4 separate regions of the Mus musculus genome follow, and all the other regions are linked to region 4. Evidence: chromatin loops called from intact Hi-C (ENCODE). Cell type or tissue: heart. All regions are shown on one strand. Region 1 overlaps Cecr2 (CECR2, histone acetyl-lysine reader). Region 2 overlaps Cecr2 (CECR2, histone acetyl-lysine reader). Region 3 holds the start of Cecr2 (CECR2, histone acetyl-lysine reader). Region 4 has its middle 49 kb from the start of 1700072O05Rik.

Region 1 (5,000 bases), 70 kb after region 4:
GGGGATAGATTCTGTTTGTGTATAGGAACAAGTGCTGTCAGGGTGGGTATTAGACTTCAATAAAATTCTCTCTTATTGGTTTTTTCGAGGCAGGGTGTCTCTAAGAACTCTGGCTGTCTTGGAACTTGCTTTGTATACCAGGCTGGTCTTGAAGTCACAGAGATCACAGGTCATAGTAATTTAGTAAGTGAGACATATAGGATTGTATTTTCTTAAAAATACTGTCTCGTGGGCTGGAGAGATGGCTCAGCAGTTAAGAGCACTACAGACTACTCTTCCAGAGTTCAATTCCCAGCAACCACATGGTGACTCACAACCATCTGTAATGGGGATCCGATGCCCACTAAAGACATCGGCAGTGTACACACATATACATGAAATAAATAAATAAATCTAAAAAATACTGTCTCATTATACTTCGCTGCCCATAACTACTATGTAGATGTTAACCTCATTTTACAGATGTGTGGGGATTGGAAGTTTGGGGAGGTTGGTTGTGTGCACAGGATTTCTACCTAGGTTCAGGGCTTTTACTCCAAAATCTGTGTTGCTGTTGTCTTTTCACAGTTTTGTGGACGTTTTAATTATTTGTATTGAAGGCATGTCTAAGGGTTCTTGGCTCAAAAGATCTTTATTTTTTCATTAGGTATGTGTTTCATATATGGAGATCAGGACAAGCTGGAGTGTAGCTTCTTTTTTGTTTTTTTGAGACAGGGTTTCTCTGTGTAGCCCTGGCTGTCCTGGAACTCATTTTGTAGACCAGGCTGGCCTCGAACTCAAATCCACCTGCCTCTGCCTCCTGAGTGCTGGGATTAAAGACGTGCACCACCACGCCCGGCGGAGTGTAGCTTCTTACATGTTTGAAATATCTGGTGGCTTTATGTGTGTTCTGGGAATCTCAATCTAGCCTTTTAGGTTTCATGGCTAAAACTAACCCACTGAGCCATCCCGTCACCCTATATTTTATTTTGAGTCTTTTGAGACAGAGTTTCTCTGTATAGTCCTGGCTGTCCTGGATCTTGTCCCAGACTGGCCTTGAACTCCTATAGATCCACTTGCCTCTGCTTCCTGAGTACAATGGGACTAAAGGCGTGTGACTGTACTGCCTAGCTTTTTTGTTTTTGAGACAGGGTTGTTTTTACTCTGTAACTCAGGCTGTCTTAGAACTTGTTATAATTCTCTTGACTTAGCGTCTGGAATGCTGGGTTTTAAGTATGAGTCCCCTTGTCTGATATTTTTAAAATTTCTGAAGTAAGTGCAGAGAGTCAAGTTAATGTAATAATTCCTATTGACAAATGTTTATAAAGCATCTATGTGCTTGGCAGGGTACTAGCTCATGGAGATACAGCTATGTGTGTAACACAAAAATACTTGCTCTCTTGGTGGGTGAGATTCTTCAATGGATAAAGGAGTTTGCTGCCAACTGTGAGGACTTGAATTTTATCCCTTGAACCAAACATGATTAGGATGAGAGAACCAACCCCTTCAAGTTTTCCTCTGACCCCCACATGTGTTCCATGGCATACATATATTACACACACACATAGACACACACAAAGTTGTTACTATTTTCTGAGACAGGCTTTCTCTTTTTAGCCCTGGTTTTCTTGGAACTCACTCTGTAGAACAGGCTGGACTCTGCCTCCCAAGTAGTTGTTCTTAAGGGTTCCACCATGTCCAGCTAATACAAAATAAATTAATAAAAATTAAGTTTCAAAAGCACCTGCCCTCTTCTTAGTGGACAAATGATACAGTATGTCACAGGGTGTAAGAAATGAAGTCCAGGGAGGCTTGCACAGGGTCATGCTAAGGAATGGCTTCTTCAATTTAAGAGAGGGATAGAGATTGTATGTTGAGATAGCATTTGAATGGACCTGAGATAAATGACTTAGATTAGTTATTTAGAGATGGGTGGGGTAGTGAACACCTTTAATTTCAGCACTCTGGAGTAGAGGCAGGTGGATTTCTTTTGAATTCAAGGACAACCTGGGCTACACATACGTAGTAAGATCTAAGCCAGCCAGGACTATGAAAGACCCTGTCTCAAAAATAGAAACAAAACAATTTTTTAAAAATTACTATTTTTATGTGTATCTTTGTTTTGTCTGCATACAAATCTGTACCTTGTGCCCTTAGAGGCCAGAAGAGAAAGGATCCTCTGAGGTTGGAGTTACAGAAAGCTTCAAGCCACCATGTGCGTGCTAGGAATTGAACCTGGGTCCTGTGGAAGAGCAGCCAGTGCTGTTACCTACTAAGCTTCTCTCCAGCCTCAACCGAAAACACGAACTGTGTCCCTGGGGCTGACCACAACCTGTAGCTGTCATCCACACAGTTGTATATTGTTGGTCCACAGAAGATCCTTTTTAAAACTTCCTGCTTTCTACCTTTTGAAGAGTCAGAATCCTCTTTCTCTATAGAGGGATGAGGAGGACAGTTGCACAAGAGGAAATCCATGATGCATCTTGGGATCCTGAAGTGGAGGATGTCCTTTTGTAAAGGAGCTTTGGGAAAGCTCATCTTTCTGTTTTTTTCCAGCCTTTTAAAAAGAAAGGCTTTCTAGTTTCCTGGCCCCACCCCCATTTTTTTTTTTTCCTCCTTTTGTACCACTGGGAGCTTCAGAGAGTTGAGAATCTCCCACAGTTACAGAAGGGTTGGTCTCTCATCCATGAAGGACACTCCATTTTGGTTTGGTATTTGGCTTGCTTTGTAACTTCAGCTTTGCTTCATTTTCTGGAACACAGGAAAACGTAAAATCCAACTTGGGTAGTATAGGCCTTGATAACAGAGTCTAAAGGTGGACTTCCATGGGTGTTAAGGTTCCAGAATGAGAGTTGTGGCAGCAGAGGGTTGAAAGCCATCTTCTGTCCATGGAAGAGTCAAAACGTAGTGGTGTAGACAGCTGGACCTGCTGCCTCCTACTGGCCATGCCAGCTCTACTACCGCATTTCAAATCTGGAACACGTTTTCAAAAGGCATGAATCATGGCTCTCACTTGCCCTTGACACGAAGTGTCATCTTAGTAAGATTACTTTGGTAGCATGGGAATTTCAGACTAGATGATTGATTCCTGGCTTCTAGGAGGGACTTTCTAAGTGTGGCTAATACCATGGGTTAACTCAAAGCAACTCTCCATACTTTACAAGTTAGTTTTGTACCAGATAGAAGCTGCAGGTCCATACTTGCTTGGTATGTGTGTGAATTATGTGGATTTCTTTCTCTTTTCACTGCAAACTTGCTTCTAAATAAGCTTCTTTGACTGGAACTTTTTTTTTTTGGTTTTTTCGAGACAGGGTTTCTCTGTGTAGCCCTGGCTGTCCTGGAACTCACTCTGTAGACCAGGCTGGCCTTGAACTCAGAAAACCGCTTGCCTCTGCCTCCGAAGTGCTGGGATTAAAGGCGTGTGCCACCATGCCCGGCTGGCTGAAGCTTTTGAAGGTTGACATCTTCACTAATTCTGTTGTTCTCAAACTGAACTGATGTTATATGCGTGAGATTTGGAGGGATTCTGGAGAATGAGTGTCTTGAGTTATGTTATCTCCCACCCCCCATTTTTTAAAGACGGGGTTTGTCTGCAAAGAGCTGGCTGTCCTGGAACTAGCTCTGTGTATATCAGGCTGGTCTCAAACTCAGGTTTGTCTGCCTCTGCCTCCTAAATGCTAGGATTAAAGGTGTGCGCTACCACCTCCTGGCCACTTCAGGCAGGGCAAAAAGACAGAATCTCATTGTAGTTGATGCCAAACTATAACTTTGTGTAGTCTAGGTTGGCCTTTAGCTCCTGACAATCTTGGTGTTTCAAGTCCGGTAGACCAAGCTAGCCTCGATTCTGCCTGTCTTTCTACTTCCCCAGTCCTGGGATTAAAATCATGCACCCAGCTTCTGAAGGAAGTTGAAGTTGCTCCCTGTTACTGTACATGCCAAACAGAAATCTGGTAAACAGATACTTGGTTATCAATCCCTACTTCTTTCTTTTGTTGTTGTTGGTTTTTGTTTTTTCAAGACAGGGTTTCTCTGTGTAGCCCTGGCTGTCCTGGAACTCACTCTGTAGACCAGGCTGTCCTGGCCTCGAACTCAGAAATCTGCCTGCCTCTGCTCCCAAGTGCTGGAATTAAAGTCGTGTGCCACAACTGCCTGGCTTCTTCTTCCTTTTTATCTTTTCTATCTTTTTTTTTTTTTTCCCCTAGGATGGGCCTTTAAATTTCCTTCAAAACCATAGAGCCTCTGCCTCCTGAGTGCTGGGATTGAAGGCATGTGCCACTATACCTGGTGATGTGTTATTTTGGTTTGGAGGAAAGATGGTATTGTGATGGTGATTAAACTGGTCTTAGAGTTCTGTGGAGTGCTCTGAGTTTCTTGGAAGAAAGCTATAAAACAGGAAGTGCTATGATGGTGTATTCCTTTAATCCCAGGATTTAGGAGGCAGAAGCAGATGGATCTGTGTGAGTTTGAGGCCAGCCTAGTGTACAGAGTGAATTCCAGGACAGCCAGGAAAGCCTGTTTTGAAAAACAATAAAAGTAAGAAAGATATGAAACATTTTAAGATATGTTCACCTATGTATGGCTTTTGACACTTGTTTGTAGCCCCTCCCCTTCTCCCTTTCCCCTCCCCTCCCCTCCCCCTCCCTTTGCCCCCACACATTGGGCTGGAACCTGAAGATGGACATGCTAAGCCAGGCTCTCTCTGCCATGAGCCACACATCCAGCCTGCTGCACCTTCTTAACATTCTCTTTTAACTGAGTCTCAGTGGTTGACACCCTCCCTTGTTTTTTTCTTTCATTCCTTTGTTGTGCTCAACTCCTGATGTCTCTGGGCTTGTTCTGGGCACTGTGGAGGAGGGGTAGAATTTTGGGCCTGTATCGTGGTGCTAAACCCCAGACTTCATATAAGTAAACTGTGAAGTTCTGCAGCTTTTTTTTTTCCTCTCTCGCTGTTCTTTGAATTAATGTTGTTGTGTCCTGTGTCTTGTACTTCATTAGCTACACACAGGTTTCAAATGTAATTT
Region 2 (5,000 bases), 130 kb after region 4:
ATTGGCATGCCTGAAATACAATAGCAAAGAGTTTTTTACTAAAAATACAAAGGAATTACTCTATAGCCTCTGCCACAAGACTGGTGAAAAATACTATGATTGGAACATGGAGAAATTCCAGATAAGAACCTTTTCAGTTCCACAGACTATTGAATACAGTAGCTTTGAGTACTTTTTCCTGTTAGGATTATTAATCTGCCTCAACGGTCCATAATCCCATGGCAGAATCTTAGTATGATGCAAAGTAAGGCCTTCAAAGTGCCTCGTACATAAGCGGTGGCCTCCTTCCTGTGGCCTCGTGAGCGAGTGATGCTCTGGCTTTATTGCGACTTCCTTACTGTTATGAACACCATTTGTTGCTAGGAAGGTGTTAGGTTGTTTTTAATAAATGTCAGTTTTCTCTGATTCCACATAAATTCTTATGGAAGAGAAGTCACTCTATTCCCCGTTTCTTCTATTTTGCATAATCCATTTTTATATCCTTATGGCAGAAAACACTGTAATTACTAATAGCAGAAATGATATTAGTTGTTAGTACTATGCCAGAACATTTCTATTTAATGATACTGTTTCTTAGGGAAAGTGAAAGGCAAAAAAATGTCTCAAATGTTCCTGGAAAAACAGGCAAAAGAAGAGGAAGGCCTCCAAAGCGAAAAAAGCTACAGGAGGAGATTATATCCAGGTAAGAAATCTCATTGCTCCATTTTCATAGACTCTCTCATACTAGAAGGTACCTTAGTTTCCCCTCATCTTTATTATTTTTACTTGTGCATAGAGAGGACATAGGTCATAGCTTACAGAGACCTGAGTCAGAGTCCACATGAAATTATCAAGCAGCCCTGTTTGTATGACCTCTATCTATCAGGTTATCTGCTTGAGCCTCTTACTTTATTTGGATGATAGTTGTTCATTTGGTGAGTATTAAACTGCACAGGACAGTACATGGCAATACAAGAAGATGAAGGCTGTGCTTGACCCATAGTATTTGATAAACATTCCTTTTAGTGTATATTTCAAAATGTGTTATACCACTAGAAAATGGGGTAAATTTGTTCTGGGGTTACTTGTGAGCTATGGATATAGTGAATTGATAGAATATACAAGGATTTGGGTTACAGATTTAGGTGGGGTATTTGTTTTTGGTTTTTTGGTTTTGTTTTGTTTTAAACGTCAGTGTCTATCTCTATTGCCCTGGCTATCCTGGTACTTGTTCTGTTGACCAGGCTGGCCTTGAAGCACCTACCTCTGTCTCCTTAGTACTGGGATTAAAGGTGTATGCCATCACCATCTGGCTTAGTTCTTCCACTGTAGTAAAGAAGGTGCTTGAACATGTACATTCACAATGACAAAATATATATAAAATATTTTATATGTCATTACTTTTTAGGGAGGTCTACTATTTTTGTGTGAGTATGAGGTTGCGTGGACATGTGGAGGTCAGAACTTGATGTTGGTGTCCTCCTTGATCATGGTTGTCTTTCCTAACACTTCGATTACATGTGCACCACCGTGCCTGGGTACCTGGCCATCTTAGCGTTTCTCTTGTCGTGATGAAACAACATAACCAAAAAGCAAATTGGGGAGAGAAGGGTTCATTTGGCTTACACTTTGATGCCACAGTTCATTGAAGGAAGTCAGGACAGAACCTCAAACAGTGCAGGAACCTGAAGGCAGGAGCTGATGCAGATGCCATAGAGGCATGCTGCTTACTGCCTTGCTTCACGTGGCTTGACCAGCTGTTTTCTTTCTTTTTAAAAAAAAAAAAGTAGCCGGGGGTGCGTGGTGGCACGTGCCTTTAATCCCAGCACTCAGGAGGCAGAGGCAGGCGGATTTCTGAGTTCGAGGCCAACCTGGTCTACAAAATGAGTTCCAGGACAGCCAGGGCTACACCGAAAAACCAAAAAAAAAAAAAAAAAAGTTTATCTGCTTATTCTTTTGTACATATTTAGTGTTTGTCTTTTATGTATGTCTGTGTGAGGGAGTTGTATCCACTGGACCTTGAGTTACAGACAGTTGTGAGCTATCCTATGTGGGTGCTGGGAACTGACCCCAGGTTCTCTGGAGCTCCCCAGCCTACATTCTTTCTTTCTTTTTCTTTCTTTTTTTCTGCCCCCCCACCCCACACACACACAGCTCATCATCCCATTTCTCCTCCACCCTGTCTCCAACAAAATGCCTCCACCCGCACCTCACCGCCACCTCCACCCTTCTGCCAGGCCTCCCCACCCCCTAGGGCCTCAAGTCTCTCCAGCTAGGTTAGGCACATCATCTCTCATTGAGGCCAGACCAGGCAGTCCTCTGCTGTATATGTATATATAACTGCCTCGGATCAGCTAATTATTCCTGTCAAAAAGAACTGCAGGGACAAAAATGGAGGAGAGACTGAGGGAAAGGAGGTCCTTTGAGGGGCAAAGGCAGGAGGATCCTAAGTTCCAGACTAGCCTGAACTACATAGCAAGGTTGTAATAACAAGAAGGTGGTAATGGGAAGAATTCTTAGAAATCACATGGCTAGGCTAGTATGTAAGATCTGTTAAATTTAAGATTACAACTGCCTGGTCCTTCTTCCTTTTGGAAAGTGTCTGTACTCACTTGTGATCTATATATTGAGCATTTGTTTAAGGATTTCCTGAGAAGTCCACACATTCTTCTATAGTCAGAAATCTGTTTTATACCTATCTTAATGTTGGGGATATAGAACCATTGTACCATTGTATTGGTACACATGGGCTTATACTACCCTCTACTGGCAAGTGACAGTCTTGAGCAGAGGCAGTTCAGTTTCATAGTCCATCTTCCTAAGGGTGTAACTGTAAGCTTCCTTTCTAGTGTAGCCCAGAACCACAGCGAGAGAGCACCAGAATCGCAACTGTCATTTCCCTTTTCATTGTGGTGCTACCATAACCTTGATACTTGGCTCTCAGCACTCCCGTTCTCTGCAGCAAGCCCACCATCCATTCTAGTTTTATTTCTCTTTAGAATTATTCTTCCTAACTTTGAACTCTGACAGACTCCAGTCCTAGCCACCATTATGTTTACTGGATCCACACCTGCAAGAAAGACAAACAATTTGGGCATGTGAGTGTTTTAATTATTTTCTCTTTTTTCTTGTTTTTCAGTGAAAAGCAGGAAGAAAACTCCTTGACATCTGACCTACAGACAAGAAATGGTAATGATATTTGTTGCTGTCTCTCAGCATGATTCATACATATATTACAGTCATACATTGTATTAGGATGATTCCAACTGCCTCCAGCTTGTTGCTCCCTGTTTCATCCTTTCCCCTGCCATCCATCTCAGACACTTAAGATGAGAACTAGTTCTGTTCTGTCACCTGCCACAGTATATGCCACAGACATTTGCGTAGACAAGCAGTTAGGGACCTGGAAAGGATTGAATGCATGCATGTTTGTATATACATACACACATAAATGCATTATTAGATTTTAGTTTTTTGAGTCAAGGTTTCTCTGTGTGTAGCCCTGGCTTTCTTCGAACTGACTCTATAGACCAGCTTGACACCTGCCTTTGCCTTCCAAGTGCTGCGATTAAAGGAATATGCCACACCTCACCTTGATTAGATCTTAATTCTGTATCCAAAAGTTTTAAATTTGGAAGGAAATAGCCAATTTGTACACAATCTCAGTTTCAAAACCATTTTTCTAGAAAAATAATATATTTTTAACCATTTCTAGAATGTTAAATTTTTCTTTAAATCACAATAAGAGGGGTTTTGTTGTTGTTTTGGGTTTTTCCTTGTTTGTTTTTGCTAGGCATTTGTCTGGTTACAAACAATGATAATAATAGGAAAACTAAAAGTATAATAATCACAGCACTTTGAGGCAGAGGTAGGCAAGTTTAAGGCCAGTCTAGTCTATAATGAGACCCCACCCCCCCAAAAAAAAAGTATATATTATTTTCTAGACACTGGGTGAAGTGCTTGTAATCCCAATGCTTTTGGGGCTGAGGCAGGAGGTTTACTTAGTCTCTGGAGTTCAACACTTTCATAGGCAACATATTGAGGTCCTATTCTATGAAAGAAAAGAGCGTGCTATCAGACTTGAGAAGATTAGCAGCTCCTTTTTTATGATTCCTCTGTTTGAGTCATGACCCAGGGTAATAGGAACAAAAGTCTAGTGTAGGCTCTATTTTAGTGAATCCATCCATTTTCTGTAGGATCCCGAGGGCCAGGCCAAGGTACTTGGTGGCTCCTGTGTCAAACAGAAGAAGAATGGAGACAGGTCACTGAGAGCTTCCGAGAGCGGACCTCTCTCCGAGAGCGGCAACTCTACAAGCTCCTTAGCGAGGACTTCCTGCCTGAAATTTGCAACATGATTGCCCAGAAGGTAGGTCCTGCCTACTGCTCAGGCCCATGCTGTTCCTTCCTGATAGGACTGGGTGTTAATGTAGGAGCTGTGTGGACCTGCTTTCCCTATCCTGGTGTCATTTATGATGTTTCTAAGTCCATGGCTAATGCCTGCAGTCTTTACAATGGCTTTTTGCAAACTGGAACCAGCTTTCTTGTTTTCCTATTACTTTTACTAGAAAACTTGGCCCAAGTTTGCTCTCTCCCACACTCCAAGAAAAATGATCGTTTTAGGAATTAACCTATTTCGCCCTCACAATGTCAGCCTTTGAACATTTGTCCCTATAGACCTGTGAAAGTTCCTCACCTGACTACACCTGAGCTGTTTTGTAGTTTCTCTGACCTGAGTGTAAACTTTACGAACTATATTTCAGTCTACATACACCCTATACATGACATTTTCAAGTAAATAACTTTGTGCCCCCCTTTTCATGTTTTGGATGTTATTCAAAATTGTGGCTCGGGGGTTAGAAGTGCATGCATGTTGCTTTTGCAGAGAACCCAAATTCAATTCAGTTCCCAGCACCCATGTTTGGTGACTCAAAACTATTTGTAGTTCGAGCTCTAGGCTCATACTGAACTCTGTGAGTACTTACACTCATGTGCACTCTATCTTTGTCTGTGTCAATCCCCCC
Region 3 (5,000 bases), 62 kb after region 4:
TGTCTGAAGAGAGCGACAGTGTACTTGCATAAAACAAATAAATCTTAAAAAAAAAAAAGAAAGAAAAGAAAAGGAAACAGATTCTCATGTAATCTAAACTAGTCTTTGGTTTTGTGTAGTGGAGGCTAGACTTAAACTTGTGATTCTTGGGCCTCTACCTCCCGAGTGCTTTTTTTTCTTTCTTTTTTTTTTAAATTAAAAAAAAATTTTTTTTTCTCTTTTGGTGTTTTGGAGACAGGGTTTCTCTGTATAGCTCTGGCTGCCCTAGAACTCACTCTGTACTCTGTAGACCAGGCTGGCCTTGAACTCAGAAATCTGCCACCTCTGCCTCCCAAGTGCTGGGATTAAAGGCGTGTGCCACCACTGCCCGGCATGCTTTTGTTTTCTATGTGTGTGGGTGTGCATGTGTGCCAAGATGGTGTTTGATTCTCTTTCTTCTACCAAGTGGGGTCAGGGGCTCAAACTCAAGTTGTCAGGACTAATTTCCCCTTTAATGGAAAATACCCAGGGAGAAGAGGTTATGAAATGGAAGCTGTAGAGAGAATAAAAGAATTATTTCCAGGTAGCCTCAGCATCACTGGAGGTTAAAGGCACTGCTCAAGAGTAGAAAAGAACAAGAGTGAGACATGGTATAGGGAAGACTTAGCTAACTCTGGTGATCTGAGAGAGAATGGGCTAGGTTGGAACAAATCAAGAGCAAAAGGAACAATCCAAACAGGTGACAATTGTTTTAAGAATTCCCATACTTGCATTCCCACAGGGGTCCTTATTCTAGATTCCAAGTTAGTCCAGGAGACAGGTCTGAAGCAGGTAGGCATAGGGAAAGGCAAAACTAGTGTTCGGAGCCGAGTCAAGGATCCAGGGCTGCCAAGTCCAGGAAGTGGCTGTTCAACAGTAGCCAGTCTAATCCAATGGTCGGACCTAAGAACCGTCGGACCAGAGCCAGACTGAAACAGAGTTGCATATTGGTAATAGTCAATGGCTGGTGTCACACTAACCCATATGGGACATTCAAGCAGACACAGGCCTCTGAGGCAAATCCATTCAGAGGAAGGAGGTCCCGATCATCTTGACCCCCTTTAAGGGGCAGAAGTACAGCACTTCCAGGCTCCCAACACCTTTCATTTCCAGGACTTTTGGCAGCATGAGAATAAGCAGAGGGAGAAGTTACAATGGGGGTGAGTAGTGGGTATAACGAGCACTCAATATCACAGTGATTAAGAAGGAGCCAAATCTCTCTTATCTTTCTGCTTTCTGGTATTGTTAATTATTATTAGGCTATAGTAATGACAACTGAGATGCCAGCTAAGAAGGTTAGATAATGATAAAAGATAAAGATGGAAGTGAGTGATAGGAGGATCAGGGAGACCAGGGAGGAAGGATCAAACAAACAGTCAGAACATAATGGCTTTGACACAAGTATGTTAAGAAACGCCACAGCACCCAGAGTGTCTGTAACCCCAGCACCCAGCAAGTGCAGGAAGGATTGGTTCAAGGTGCAGAGAGCTTGTTGCTCCCTAGTCTGGGCTTCATGCAACCCTTTTCAAAGGAAAATGGTGTGATACATGAAGAGCACAGCAGTTCAGGGCAAGTCAAACATGGAGGCTCCAGCCTGGGCTACAGACTCACAAAAAAGTTCCACGGAGCCCTCCTGTATCCCTCCACCCCCATTCATGAGGTATCTACAGAGTAGCTGCGTTTTGAAAACATTCAAAAACAAACTTTAAAAATAAAAATGGGATAGATAGCGTGTAGGGGTTGCTAACTCTCACCTACAGGGCAGTGTGAGGGAAGATGAAGTATCTTAAGGTTAGTTGGCTCACAAAAGGCACACTTGGATATATAACTTAAGGATTTTAGTGTTTTTAAGTGCTGCCTTACAAAGACACAAGAGGTTAGTTATTAAAGTAATTAGAATAGGTGAGGGAGGAGGAACGAGCCAGGCCTCCCACTTACACATCTATCTCACAAACTCGCTCCCTATTATTCTTTCCAGGGTTGTACCTATCTAAACAGCCGAATTTGAGTGCACCTAAGGGGCGGTGTTTCTGGCGAGGTGGACTAAAGAAGCAGCCAGGACTCTTAGAGTAGAACTGCTCAAGCGCAAATGACCAATACAAATAGGCGCTACTACAACGTAGTTTTTCCAAACTTCTGGGCTATTTCGGGGGTGATTTTTTCCCCTTCCGGTTTAGACAGAATTCCACCGTCCTAAATAGCAGTTAACTTTTCTAAAGTCCGAGCACCTTCCTCTCGGAGCGTATTCCCGCAGCCCGGGCAGGTCTCCACCCCCACCCGGACACACGTCCTTAGTCTCCAGGCTCTTCCCCATCCCCCAGCCTCCCAGCCACATTGTGAGCACTCGCGCCCGCAGCAGCCGCGCTCCGCTCCGGCGAGGGCAGTCAGAGGGCTCAAAGCCAGTCTCCTCCAGGGCGGCTGCACGTGTCCGTTCCCTGGGGTGGGGGAAATTGCTCTTCCCGCTAGGCTGCTGATTGGTGCCTCCCCCCTACTCCACCCTTCCCGCCACACTCTACCCCTCCATCCTACTCGGTTCCAGCCGAACCAGCCCCACCACCTTCTTCCCTTGGAGAAGCGAGGCACTTTAGCGCTCCCTTAAGTCCCGTTCTCAGATAGGCTAATAATAGTAATAATAATAAAAATAAAAAAGCGCTAAAGAACAGGTGGAAAGCGCGTCGTTTCCCCGGGCCTCCGGTTTCCAGCGTGGACGTCCCACTCGCTCTGTCCCGCGCCACCCTCCACAGCAGTAATAACTGAAATCCCACACGTGCGCACTCCCGGAGCGAGTCCCCAGCAAGAGCACCACCCCGCGGGCCCTTTAAAAGGACTCGACCACTGAGGCCACGTGGGGGTGGGAGAGACCCTTATTGTCTTCCGTCACCAAAGTCGCCGAACTCCCCGGCCCCAAACACCTGCACGGCAGAGCGCGGCTCCCACCCGCCCGGCCGCCCGCGGGCTGCGCGCGGGCCCCTCCGCGTCACGGGCGGCCCCTCCCCGGGCGCGGCTCGCCCGCTCCCCCTCCCCCGCCCTCGGTGCAGCTGTCCGCGCAGGGGTGGGGGCGGGGTTGTTGTTGTGGTGCGCGCCGGCCCCGCCCCCTCCTCGTGGGCGGCCCCTCCTCCCAGGTTTCTGCCGGGCCCCCTCCCCACCCCCAGCCCCATCTGTTTTCCTCAGCGCTGAGTGGATTATATTGTATGGGATTGGGGGCGGCCGCACGGCCGCGGCGGGACGGGGCGAGCGCGCGGCCCCCGCCGGCTGCCCGAGCAGCGGCCGCTTGAGCGAGTCGGACCGCCGCCCCCCGCCCGGCCGCGCCTCCGCTTGAGCTCACGCCGAGCGGCGGGAGCCGCCGCGCGCTGAGTGAGAGGCGCTGCCGGCGGCCGGAGTCCGAGCGAGCGAGCGAGAGCGAGTGAGCGAGCGCGGCGGGGAGATGTGCCCGGAGGAAGGCGGCGCGGCCGGGCTGGGCGAGCTCCGCTCCTGGTGGGAAGTCCCGGCCATCGCGCACTTCTGCTCGCTCTTTCGCACGGCGTTCCGCCTGCCCGACTTCGAGATCGAGGTGAGTAGCCGGCGCTGCGCCCTTTCTCCGCGCTTCTCTGCGGGGAGTCGCGGGCCGCCGACTTGGCGCGGAGTGCGGGCGGCGAGGGGGCTCGGCGGCGGGCACGAGGCTGGCGGCCGGCACGGGCTCCCCGTGGCCCCGCGCGCTCTCGCCGGCGGGGGTCGAGCCTGCTTTTGTCGGCGCGGGACCCCGGGGCTCTCCCGGGACTTCTCGGCCGGTCTGAGGGCGAGAGTGCGCGCGCGCTCCCCGCTGGAGCCTCGGAGGCGGCGAGCAGCTGCTCAGGCGGGGACCGGGACGCGATGCGGGCTCACGCGCCGGGGGCCACAGCGGCGGGGCGGGAGCGGCCTCGGGCAGGGGCGGCGTTGCTCGGGAGACGCTCGCCCGGGTCGCACTTGGCGGACTTGCGGAGGCCCGTAACTCTCGGGCGCTTCGAGTCAACTTCGGGCGGGCGCAGATGGGGCCTGGGCTTGGGGCGTTCTCCTTGTGGGACCGCCCGTCGCTCACCGTCGCTCGGGACGCCGAGACTGTGGAGGGAAAGTTTGGGCCCCCCTCCCTTTTAAAACAGCTCCTCTACGGAGGAAGGCGCAGCCGTCCGTATTCCGGGAGCTCTCTCTCTGAGTTGATTTCGCCACCATTATTCCCCCGGGCGAGCGAGGAGGAAAGGAATGGCTTTCTGGCCAGGCCGAAGGTGCTTTCAAGACCCGAGGCTTTGTGATAACTGGACTAAAATCCGAGGGTCCTAATGACAAGGACGGTGGCGGGAGTGTGGGAAACGGAATGTATAAGATGGTCCGAAGCAGCATCCTGGCATTTATTTTTGGAAGGAATTGTGAAATACTGATTGGTTGGCAGGTTGAGTTGCTTTTTTTCCTGTCTGTAGGGACTTAATCACCCTTTTTTTTTTTTTTTTTCTTCCTTGGGACAAAGGTACAAGAAACTGTTGTTGGTCAGTTACTGTTTTCAGTTTTGTGACTGCCTTTACAATGGAAGTAATCAAAATTAAAGTAATTTATTTGGGAAGTCTGACCGTTGTGGTTGCCTCTTCACCCCCCCCCCCCCCGAATCTTGATTTTAATTTGTTGACTCTTGAGGTCTTCGCACACCTTTATTTTTTAAAGTCCGTTGTGTTTGCAGAAATATCACTTGCTTCTATGAATGAAGCGTGGGAATTTCCTCGTGTTGCAAAGTTAACGAAATTGGAAATCTAAACCGATTACAAGGGGTGTAGGTTAGGAAGGTGAAGAGGAATGTGGACTGAAGTTGGGGCCATTCGATGGCTTTTGGAGGGACTTTAAAACAAAGTGAAAAGGTTGGTAGGATTTTCCAGGTCGTGGGCTTCTCCAGGCTTTAGGAAAATGAAACTTGGCAATTAAACGCAACTCAAAGCGTTTATTTACAAAGTTTGAACAGGAGTGTAAGGACCATTTTTGTG
Region 4 (5,000 bases):
TGCCTGCTTAGTCATCAGGGAGTGGCACTATTTGAGAAGGATTAGGAGATGTGGCCTTTTGGAGAAAGTGTGCCCCTGGGAATGGGATTTAAGGTTTCAAAAGCCTATGCAAGGTCCAGTTGCTGCTCATTTTCTGTCTGTCTCTCCTTTTCTCTCTGCCTGTGGACCAAGATATAAAGGTCTCAGACACTTAGTGCAATGGTGTATGCCTTTAATTCTAACACTCAGGAGACAGAGGCAGTCAGATCTCTGTGAGCTCCAGGACAGCTAAGGCTACACAGTGAGATCCTATCTTGAAACTACTGCTCCAATACTTGTCTGTGTTGCTACCATGCTCCCCTGCTGTGATGAAAATGGTCTAAGCCTCTGAAACTTGTAAACAAGCCCCCAATTAAATGCTTCCTTTTATAAGACTTACTGGTGTCTCTTCACAGCAATAGAACAGTGACTGAGACACTAAGATAGCATCCTACTAACTGAGCCTCATCCCTAGCTAGAGTGACCTCTTTTTTTTTCTTTTCTTTCTTTTTTTTTTCTTTCCTTCCTTTTCTTTTTTTTTTTCTTTTTTTTTTTTCTTTTTTTGGTTTTTTTTAGACAGGGTTTCTCTGTGCAGCCCTGGCTGTCCTGGAACTCACTCTGTAGACCAGGCTGTCCTCGAACTCAGAAATCTGCCTGCTTCTGCCTCCCAAGTGCTAGGATTAAAGGCGTGCGCCATCACTACCCGTTGAGTGACCTCTTTTTTAGTAGATGAAATTAAGAGGGGTTGGATTTCAGAAATGCTTTTTTTCTTTTCTTTTCTTTTCTTTTCTTTTCTTTTCTTTTCTTTTCTTTTCTTTTCTTTCTTTTCTTTTCTTTTCTGTTCTTTCTCTCTCTCTCTTTCTGTCTTTCTGTCTTTCTTTCTTTCTTTCTTTCTTTCTTTCTTTCTTTCTTTCTTTCTTTCTTTCTTTCTGGGTGTGTGTACTAAGACAGAGTTTCTCTGTGTAGCCTTCGTTGTCACGGAGCTCACTCTGTCACTCTGTAGACCAAGCTGGACTCAAACTCAGAAATCCACCTGCCTCTGCCTCCCAACTGCTAGGACTAAAGGTGTGTACCACTGACTACTTGGCTGAAATGTGAAATGTTCTTTTTTTTTTTTTTCCTTTAAAAGTTGAGGTGTTGGGCCGGGTGTGGTGGCGCATGCTTTTAATCCCAGCACTTGGGAGGCAGAGGCAGGCAGATTTCTGAGTTTGAGGCCAGCCTGGTCTACAGAGTGAGTCCCAAGACAGTCAGGGCTACACAGAGAAACCCTGTCTCGAAAAAACCCCCCCAAAAAAGTTGGGGTGTTCATTCATTCGTTTTTCTACACTTATTTTGTGTATGCATATGCACACTCCATGTGTGTGAAGGTCAAGAGGACCACTTTTGGAAGTTGGTTCTTGCTACCATATGGGTTCCAGAGCTCAAACCCAGGTCATCAGGTTTGGCAGCAAACATCACTATGCACTGAGCAGTCTTGCCATTTCCAGAAATGATTTTTTTTGTTGGTTTGGTTTGGTTTGGTTTTGGTTTTGGTTTTTGAGATAGAGTTTCTCTGTGTAGCCCTGGCTTTCCTGGAACTCACTCTGTAGACCAAGCTGGCCTCGAACTTAGAAATCCACCTGCCTCTGCCTCCCAAGTGCTGGGATTAAAGGCATGTGCACCACTGCCCAGCCAGAAATGATCTTTTTCAAATAAAACTTTATTTGGGGGCTGGAAAAATGACTCAGGGATTAAGATCACTTGATCCTCTTCCAGAGAATCTGGGTTTTATTCCCAGCACCCATAGGGCAGTTGTCAGTCATCTGTTAACTCCATTTCCAGGGGATTGCATGACTTCTTGTCTCTGAAGGCAGCAGGCAGACATGTTGCACAGACATGCATGCATGCAGATAACATACACACATAACATTAAATTAAATTTAAAAATTTAAAAACTTTATTCAACAGACAAATATGAGGGATCAGCCACTAGGAATGCTCTTTGCTTTGTTTTAATTATTATTTTATTTTATGCACATGGGTGTTTTGCCTACATGTATGTCTGTGTACTTTGTATGCCTGCTGCCCTTGGAGTCCAGAAGGGGGCGCTGGATCCCCTGCTGGGAATCAGACCCAGCTCCTCTGCAAGAGTAGCCAGTGCTCTCAACCACTGAGCCATCCCTCCAGCACCAGGCTTGTATTTTTCTTTAGTTAATTCATTAATTTTTTTTCCAAGATAGGGTTTCTCTGTGTAGCCCTGGATGTTCTGGAACTCACTCTGTAGACCAGGCTGGCTTCGAACACATTGAGATCCGCCTGCATCTGCTGGGATTAAAGGCAGTGATGGCCACTGCTGGGCTTTTTCTTTAGCTTCTGTTTGGCTATTTCTTAGTTTCAGGGCTGAGGTGGAGTCCAGGGTCTCTGGCTTCGGGAGCCAGCCCTAAATCCTTTTGGCATTCACAACCTCTGTTCCCAGTGTGATCTTAGCCTCTCTCCCTTGCCCTGCTGTGAGCTAGTGTTCAGTCTCCTCCCACCGAGGTCACTACTTCCTGGAGAACTCTCCCTTCTGGGCCAGCTCAACACTAGGACTAGAATGTTCCCGCCACGCCACTCTCTCACATAGTGGGAATTAGTTCACTCCAAATCCTTGCCTGTTTTTCTAATTTCTTGGCTGTACAACTTGAGTCATCTTGTGTCAGGCACCAGTCACTTCCCTAGTAGGCAGCTCTTCCTGAACAACTGCTTCTATGGCTTCTGAATTCTCTTTCCTCCCTCCCACTCCCTGCTCAGATAAGGCTGTCCTGTAGCCCAGGCTGGCCTTGATCTCCTTGTAAAGCTGAGGCCTATCTTGAACACCCAATGTTCCTGCCACCACACCCAGTTTATTCTGAGATACAAAATGGAGCTTTGTAAATTGTGGGTGAGCATTCTACCAGCTGAGCTGTTCCCAGCTCAGGGCCTTGACTCCTGAGGGAGTTTCCAACATTGCATCCAGCCCAGGTCCTTCCTGTGTCCTCCAAAGTGCCCAGTGCCTTTTTCTTCCCCAGCTCCAGGCTCTTTGTCTCCTCATCTGGCCCCCTGGCTGGCTGTGGTAGCTTGTGTCTGCAGCCCCATGGGCTCTCACCTCCCTAATCTCTTTCCCACAGGCTGTCTTCCACAGCCAGTCTGTACAGCAGGAGCTGAAAGACAGGCTGACAATTATCTAATGACTGTACACAATGCAGACAGCCAATTAAAATATCCTTGACGGGACACCCCTTCACTTTGTTTAAAGCTGAACTCCAATGAGGCCTGCCCTTCACAAAATCTGCCACACCATCTAGAGGACAAGGTGACAATAACTGATGTTTATCTCACTAGCAAGTGACAATTTTAGCACGCTCGGATGCCTTATCTCCAAATAAAGGGTAACTAAATGCACCATGCAGCAAGCAAGCAAACAAAATCAAAAGAGCAACGGCGCGCACACACACTGCATTCTTATTGTTACTGTGTAACTTCAAACCAAAACCCAAGATCAAACAGCGATTACAGTCAAAGAAAAGAATAAAAAGAATTTACACATCTCTAATTGTTTTGTTCCAGGGATCAAACCCAGAGTTTGATGCATGGTGGGCAAGTAGAGATGATGTATCTGCATCACTACCCCCACCCCTGTTTGCAGTTTATTTTGACTTTTTGTATTTCCCAGGCTGGTCTGGAGCTCACTGTTTGACAAAGAATGGCTTTGAAATACCGCACTTCCCGCCTTCCCTTCTGAAGTGTTAAGATAACAGGTGTGGGGCCACCAGAATGTCCAGTTGTTAAAAATTATGTACCTAGCTGGGTGGTGGTGGCAAATGCCTTTAATCCCAGCACTCCAGAGGCAGAGACAGGAGGATCTCTGTAAGTTTAGAGGCCAGCCTGGTCTACAGAGTGAGTTTCAAAATAGTCAGGGCAACACAGAGAAACCCTGACTCAAAAAACCTAAATAAATAATTAACCTACATAAATTAATAAATTATTAATTAATGAAATTAATAAATTAAAAAGTATCTCTTACAGCAGTACTAGGAATTAAAAGCAGGGCAGGGCGTCACACGCACCAGGCAAGCACCCTATCTCTGCCCCTATGCCCAGCTGGCTTGTTTGTTTGTGATAGGATATCAAATAGTGCAAGCTGGTCTGGAACTCAGTATGTATTAAAAGATGACCTTGCATTCCTCATCCTCCTGCCTCAACCTCTCCAATACTGGAATTTCAGGCATGTACCTCACATGTGTGTGTGTGTGTGTGTGTGTTTGTCTATGTGTGTGTGTGTGTGTGTGTGTGTCTATGTGTGTGTGTGTGTGTCTGTGTGTGTGTGTGTCTGTGTGTGTGTTTTGCCTGATTGTATGTCTGTACCATGTGCATGCCTGGTACCTGAGGACTCCAGAAGAGGATATTGGATCCCTTGGAACTGGATTTACAATTGTGAGCCGCCACGTAGGTGCCGGGAAGGTGGAAGAGCAGCAGCGTCTCTAAACTCCTGAGCTACCATAGTGGGTTGGATAAGAATGGCCCTCATAGGTTCGTAGGTTTGAATACTTAGGGATTGGGAGGTTTGGCCTTGTAGGAGTAGGTCTGACTTTGTAGGAGGAAGTGTATCACTAGGGATAGATAGCCTTTGAAGTTTCAAAAGCCCAAGCCATACCCACTGTCTCTCTCATCCTGCTGACTACAGGTCCCCATAAAGAACTCTCAGACTCTTAGCCAGCCCCAGGTCTGCCTGCATTCAGCCATGTTCCCCCCACCCCCCATCGTGGACTACAGCTCTGAAACTGTAATAAGTAACAATTAAATGCTTTCTTTTATGAGAGTTGCCTTCTCTTGATGTCTCTTCACAGTAATAGAACACTGAGGTAGCCATTTCTTCATCCACATCTTTTTTTTTTTTTTGAGGAAGAGTCTCTCTCGCTTCTGCTGCTACACTTTGTACTTCAGGCTGGAGCTTCTCCAGTCTCCTTCCATCTCTTGCAGAATTG

The links. Peaks named below come from ENCODE experiments on the same cell type or tissue, not always from the same donor. Only the 100,000 strongest peaks of a DNase experiment are listed, where the experiment ranks them.
Region 1: it touches region 4 in a loop (2.1-fold over the local background); 10 of 42 quality-filtered maps call a loop at or near these places.
Region 2: a loop joins it to region 4, with 7 times the contacts of the local background. A loop is called at or near these places in 10 of 42 quality-filtered maps.
Region 3: a loop joins it to region 4, with 2.4 times the contacts of the local background. A loop is called at or near these places in 11 of 42 quality-filtered maps.

The regions. Positions count from the first base shown.
Region 1 is chr6:120,671,393-120,676,392 of GRCm38, forward strand. All of the region lies in intron 1 of Cecr2 (CECR2, histone acetyl-lysine reader), which reads left to right. Among named protein-coding and RNA genes, the nearest start is that of Cecr2, 7.6 kb to the left of the region's middle. In heart, CTCF peaks have their summits at 2,931 (motif pointing left) and 3,695 (motif pointing left); no DNase peak of the experiment used is centred here.
Region 2 is chr6:120,733,981-120,738,980 of GRCm38, forward strand. Cecr2 (CECR2, histone acetyl-lysine reader) reads left to right here. Exons shown (of 19, transcript NM_001368706.1): 5 at 578-682; 6 at 3,119-3,168; 7 at 4,176-4,345. Among named protein-coding and RNA genes, the nearest start is that of Slc25a18, 37 kb to the right of the region's middle. In heart, CTCF peaks have their summits at 2,739 (motif pointing left) and 2,942; no DNase peak of the experiment used is centred here.
Region 3 is chr6:120,663,140-120,668,139 of GRCm38, forward strand. It overlaps Cecr2 (CECR2, histone acetyl-lysine reader), which reads left to right and starts at 3,175. Exons shown (of 19, transcript NM_001368706.1): 1 at 3,175-3,568. The coding sequence starts at 3,443. In heart, a CTCF peak has its summit at 2,815; DNase peaks (open chromatin) are centred at 2,452, 2,962, 3,112 and 4,062; H3K4me3 peaks cover 3,662 bases; H3K27ac peaks cover 3,018 bases; H3K27me3 peaks cover 278 bases.
Region 4 is chr6:120,601,552-120,606,551 of GRCm38, forward strand. No RefSeq gene overlaps it. Among named protein-coding and RNA genes, the nearest start is that of 1700072O05Rik, 49 kb to the left of the region's middle. In heart, a CTCF peak has its summit at 2,104 (motif pointing right); a DNase peak (open chromatin) is centred at 2,560; H3K27ac peaks cover 1,151 bases.